Linked DNA regions of Homo sapiens: region 1 is linked to region 2. A link is an interaction called in ENCODE POLR2A ChIA-PET data of the cell type or tissue named here. Cell type or tissue: Panc1. All regions are shown on one strand. Each heading gives the region's core, and the rest is flanking DNA. Links, peaks and the distances in the headings are about the cores only. Region 1 overlaps PALM (paralemmin). Region 2 overlaps RNF126 (ring finger protein 126).

What was found. Peaks named below come from ENCODE experiments on the same cell type or tissue, not always from the same donor. Only the 100,000 strongest peaks of a DNase experiment are listed, where the experiment ranks them.
Region 1: POLR2A ChIA-PET joins it to region 2 with 14 read pairs; 16 of 35 experiments call an interaction of 5 or more read pairs at or near these places.

What each region holds. Positions count from the first base shown.
Region 1 is chr19:747,719-750,569 of GRCh38, forward strand. It overlaps PALM (paralemmin), which reads left to right. Exons shown (of 9, transcript NM_002579.3): 9 at 1-611. It also overlaps a transcript of MISP not described here. Among named protein-coding and RNA genes, the nearest start is that of MISP, 2.0 kb to the right of the region's middle. In Panc1, for the core only: no CTCF peak of the experiment used is centred there; no DNase peak of the experiment used is centred there.
Region 2 is chr19:649,648-652,543 of GRCh38, forward strand. It overlaps RNF126 (ring finger protein 126), which reads right to left. Exons shown (of 9, transcript NM_194460.3): 3 at 2,586-2,649; 4 at 1,964-2,208; 5 at 587-649; 6 at 32-101. Among named protein-coding and RNA genes, the nearest start is that of FGF22, 11 kb to the left of the region's middle. In Panc1, for the core only: no CTCF peak of the experiment used is centred there; no DNase peak of the experiment used is centred there.

The DNA of each region.
Region 1 (2,851 bases), core at 1-2,500, 98 kb after region 2:
ACCTGCCAGCTCTACTGGGCTTGGAGCACGTCCGGGCAGTGGAGGGAGGGACACAGCCTGGGACAGGAAGCCTCTTGGGTTGGAGCAGGAGACCCTCATTTGCCACCCAGACCAATGTGAGCCTGCCCCCAGCCCCCTCTCATTGGAAGTGGCAAGGGGCTTCCCTCCTGGGGGCAGCTACACTCGTCCCCAGAGGCACATTCGTGCACATTCTCACAGACACCGTCTCACACGTTGGCTTTGGACAACCAGGCCCCAACTTGGTCCCTGCCCTAGGGACCTCCAGCCTGGTGCCCAGTGCTCAGGCCACCTCCTGGTCCAGTCACCACCTGCAGCCTCGGCAGGGCAGGTACAGGGGCCACCTCGGATGGGAGCCTGGGTCCCTGCCTCCGCTCTGCCCCTGGGTGGCTGGGAGGAGAGGCCCTCTCGGGGGTGACCTGGGCGTCAGCCGTGGAACCCCCTCCTCCTCCCTGGAGTCTGCCTGAGTCCCTCGAGCCGCGAGCCTTCGCTGAAGTGCCCTTGCTATAACCCCCTCTGCTTCTGGTGTGTGACGAGGCCCCCGATGTTCTTGATTTTCCCAGAGAAGCAAATAAACAGCGTGAACAGCCCCAGTTCCTGGAGTTCTTGCCTTTCAACCTGGCGAGGAAGGCGTGGCCAGGCCAGGGGGTGGGGCCTGCCGGCCTTTGAGCCATTAAAGGGAGGCTGAGCAGGGTTGCGGTGTGCTGGCTTCACCTGCCTGCACCCGCTCACCCTGAGCGCCTTGGGGTGGTGGGAGGCGCTGGAATCCCCACTGTGCAGGTAAGGCCTGGCTGTAAGGGGCTGCTGTGGGGGGGCAGGACTGGCTTCCCGGGGGGCCCTCGGGTTCTGCGGCCGCCCCGTCCTGTCCTTTGTTCCTCCCTTTGCTGGGCTCACAGCCCCTGGGTGATGACAGAGGGTCCCCTGGACACCCACAAGCTCTGTAGAGAAGCCGGCCCCTGGGAAATACACAGGAGGCCTGGGGAGGAGGTGTCTGTAGAGACCAGTGTCATGCTCACGGGAAGGTGCTGCCCCGCCAGCCCCACTCTCTCACGCTGTAGTCTTGGAGAAGTCGCTGCCTCCTCTGGGCCTCAGTTTTCCCATCTGTAAAATAAGCCTTCGTGGCCGGGCACGGTGTTTCACACCTGCAATCCTAGTACTTTGGGAGGCCGAGGTGGGCGGATCACAAGGTCAAGAGATCGATACCATCCTGGCCAACATACTGAAACCCTGTCTCTACTAAAAATACAAAAACTTAGCCGGGCGTGGTGGCTCACGCCTGTAATCCTAGCTATTCAGGAGGCTGAGGCAGGAGAATCGCTTGAACCTGGGAGGCGGAGGCTGCAGTGAGCTGAGATCGTGCCACTGCACTCCAACCTGGGCGACAGAGCGAGACTCTGTCTCAAATAAAATAAAATAGGCCTTCGGAGCCCTGAGTGGGAGGCCAGCCTCAGCCTGGGCGTGGGACGTCTCCACAGTGCCCCCAGCTCATGGGCGATCCAGCCTCCACCCTGCTGGGGCCTCAGTTTTCCCCGATGAGGTGGTGAGTGTGGTGGAGAGCACTGCTGAGGGAACTCAGGTTCCAATTCCAGCCTAAACCCCCGCCATTCCTGAGGCGCGATTTTAAGCTTTCCGTACCTCCGTTTCCCTATCTACAAGCCAGGGAGAAAAGGACGTGAAGGGGGTGGCGGGAGGCGGCGGTGGGAGGCGCCGTGAGGCCGCGCACCCTGAGCTTTCACACACCCAGCAGCGTTAGGTGCCACGCTGTCCTTTGGGGGCCCTTTATCCAGATTTGTCCTTAAACACCCCCATCTTGGCCAGGCGCCGTGGCTCGCGCCTGTAATCCCAGCACTTTGGGAGGCTGAGGCGGGGGCATCACCTGAGGTCAGGAGTTCGAGACCAGCCTGGCTAACGTGGCAAAACCCTGTCTCTACTAAAAATACAAAAATAGCTGGGCGTGGTGGCTCATGCCAGTAATCCCAGCTACTAGGGAAGCTGAGGCAGGAGAATTGCTTGAACAGGGGAGGTTGCCGTGAGCCGAGATCGTGCCACTGCACTCCAGCCTGGGTGACAAGAGCGAGACTCCGTCTCAAAAAAAAAACACAAAAAAAGCACCCCCCTCCTGAGCAGCCCTGCTGGATTCGTAGCTGGGGGCCTTTTTACTCGAAGAAGAGACTGAGGTTCAGAGGGGCTCCACAAGCAGCCCCTCTGGCGTAGGTCAGGACAGAGCCCCAGCCTGGGGAACTGAAGTCCCTGCCCCCTCAGCTGTGTTCCCTGCCCTCATAGACGGCGCTAGGCCCAGTGGCCCGACTTCCCCACAGATGCTGGGCTCCCCACAGTCCCAGCAAGGCCTCTGCACCTTGACTAAGAATCCAGGAGGACCATGGGCGCCTGAGGGCCTCTGCGTCCCCATCTCTCGGGGTGGCCTGGGTCTTTTGACGGCCTCGTGCGGTTCTTTTTTTTTTTTTTTTTTTTTTTTTTTTGAGTTGGAGTTTTGCTCTTGTCGCCCAGGCTGGAGTGCAGTGGTGTGATCTCGGCTCACTGCAACCTCCAACTCCTGGGTTCAAGTGATTCTTCTGCCTCAGCCTCCCAAGTAGCTGGGATTATAATAGCGTGCCACCATACCCCGCTAAATTTTGTATTTTTAGTAGAGACGGGGTTTCGCCATGTTGGCCAGGCTGGTCTCGAACTCCTGGCCTCAAGTGATCCGCCCGCCTCGGCCTCCCAAAGTGCTGGGATTACAGGTGTGAGCCACCAAGTCCGGCCCCCTCGTATGGGTTTTTATGTGGATGGGGCCTAGGGAATTCCTCCCAGCAGCCCTGAGGGAGCCCGGGCG
Region 2 (2,896 bases), core at 196-2,695:
GCAGGCACTCTGGGCCGTGGCCACGCTGTACCTGTGTGATGATGGCATCCAGGCCGTTGGCCCCCCAGGCGTAGTCCATAGGGTTTGAGTGCAGGACTCCCCTGGAGGTGGAAGGTGGGGTTCAAGTGGCTGACGGGCAGCTGGGGCAGGTGCGTCTATCCACCCCACTCACCAGGGGCCCAGGCTGGGGATGGGGACAGGCACCCCCTCCTACTCACCAGGGACCCTGGCTGGGGATGGGGACAGGCACCCCCACCCACTCACCAGGGGCCCAGGCTGGGGATGGGAACAGGCACCCCCTCCTACTCACCAGGGACCCTGGCTGGGGATGGGGACAGGCACCCCCACCCACTCACCAGGGGCCCAGGCTGGGGATGGGGACAGGCACCCCCACCCACTCACCAGGGGCCCAGGCTGGGGATGGGGACAGGCACCCCCTCCTACTCACCAGGGGCCCAGGCTGGGGATGGGGACAGGCACCCCCTCCTACTCACCAGGGACCCTGGCTGGGGATGGGGACAGGCACCCCCACCCACTCACCAGGGACCCAGGCTGGGGATGGGGACAGGCACCCCCACCCACTCACCAGGGGCCCAGGCTGGGGATGGTGGCGGGCGTGATGATGCCGTTGACGAGCTGCTGGATGATCCTGGAAAAGAGAGCGCCAGTCACGGGGTGAGGCCGCCCCACGCACAGGAGAGGCGCCAGGCCTGCCAGGTCCGTGGTGAGCACCAAGGGCAGGGCCAGCATCAGCTTCTAGATTAGCTTCTATTTATTTATTTTACTATGAGCCAGGGTCTCACTCTAATGCCGAGGCAGGAGAGAAGCAGCTTGATCTTGGTTCACTGCAGCCCCAACCTGCTGGGCTTAAGCGATCCTCCCGCCTCAGCCTCCCAAGTAGCTGGGACCACAGAAGAGGTCCACCACTCTCGGCTACTTTTTTTTTTTTTTTTTTTTTTTTTGAGACAGAGTTTCACTCTTGTTGCCCAGGCTGGAGTGCAATGGCACGACCTCGGCTGACTGCAACCTCTGCCTCCCGGGTTCAAGTGATTCTCCTGCCTCAGCCTCCTGAGTAGCTGGGATTACAGGCGCCCACCGCCATGCCTGGCTAATTTTTGTATTCTTAGTAGAGACGGAGTTTCATCATATTGGTCAGGCTGGTCTCAAACTCCTGACCTCAGTGATCTGCCCGCCTCGGCCTCCCAAAGTGCTAGGATTACAGGTGTGAGCCACCTCACCCAGCCTCAGCTACTTTTTAAAAATTAGAGATGGGGCCTCCCTACATTGCTCAGGCTGGTCTTAAACTCCTGTCCTCAAGAGATCCTCCCTCTTTGACCTCCCAGAGAACTGCAAATACAGCACTGAGCCACCGTGCCTGGCAAAATTAGCCACTTTTAAAGATGACATTTCCAGCAGGTGAGACACACAACCATAAAAGCATCAACCGCCAGGAGTAGGGCCCTGCGACGGCTCCCCCAGGCTCTGTTCCACCAGGAGCAGGGCCCAGCGACGGCTCCCCCAGGCTCTGTTCCACCAGGAATGGGGCCCTGCGACGGCTCCCCCAGGCTCCGTTCCACCAGGAGTGGGGCCCTGCGACGGCTCCCCCAGGCTCCGTTCCACCAGGAGTGGGGCCCTGCGACGGCTCCCCCAGGCTCTGTTCTGGGCCCAAGGCCTGGACAGCGTTTGACGACACGCGTGTGGACAGCAGTCTCCAGAGCACGTGGGCCTGGCAGGCACACGGTGCCCCACTCTGTGGTCAACCCACACACCCTGAACCGGCATACTTCTGTCTCCGAAGGGCCGTGTGGGGAGTCACAGGGGGCTGGAGGGCCTGGCCGGGCGGCCTCTCCAGAGAGCCTATGGATGATGCCACGTTTCCGTGGAACCCGTGCTGGATTCTAAGCGCCAGAACTTCCGACCTCAAGGCGTGGGGCCCTCGCGGCCACCCCCGGGGCCCCCTCACCCTTCCAGCGTGGGGACGCCTTCGTGCCGGCCGGTGGCCCGCCGCGTGGTGAGGCGGGCGCGGGGCTGTCGGGCGCCGTACCGGTGCCGGGACGGATGGTCTCTCTCCCGCCGGCTCTCAGGGTCCCTGCCGTCGTCAGCCTGCGCCCCAGGAGGGAACGTGGGGATCTCGAAGCTGTCATCGAAGATGCCGAAAGCAAACTGTCCGTAGCCCTGCGGCAGCGTGAACAGGTGCTGGTCCACGTGCTGGGGAGAGGAGGGGGGCGTGACCTCGGGGGCTCAGGCCCGTGCAGTCTGCTGGGGGCGCTAGGGCACAAAGACAAAGGAGAAAGCAAGACGGGCCCTGCTGGGTGCCGGGTGGGAGGGAGACGCAGACAGGGAGGCAGGAATTGGGCAGAGCCTGCCCCGCTGGTGTGAGATGCCTCGGTGGAAGTTTCGCTTTCATCCAAGAAACCAACCAAGCAGCGTGGGCCGCCCCAATCCCTGGCCCGGGCCCCTGGAGGGAAAAATTTCCTCCGCCGTGCGGGCAGGGAGAGCCGGGGAGGCGAGGTGGGGACAGGCTGGCGCTCGGGGCCCCGAGCAAGGCTGACACGATCGGGAAGCACGAGGGGCGGGCGACTCACCTCCAACGGTGGCCGGCTCTGGTCTGTGGGAGCTGTGGAGGGGGCAGAACCATTTTCTGTGCTCCTGGGGAGAGAGTGCAGGTCAGCAGTGCCGGCTACCCTGTGCCCCCATGCGCCAGGCGCTCCCTCCCCTCAAAAGCCTATGTTGGGAGAGCAGGAATTGTCCTTGGCACTGCTTCCCACCCGCCACCGCCCCAGCATTTGGTGCCGTAACCCGCTGCTGCTTCCCTCGCCAGTAAACCACGGGTTTCTCGATAAACCGGTGCAGACCCCAACAGCCTCCTAAGCGTGAGAATGTGGGTAGGGCCCCC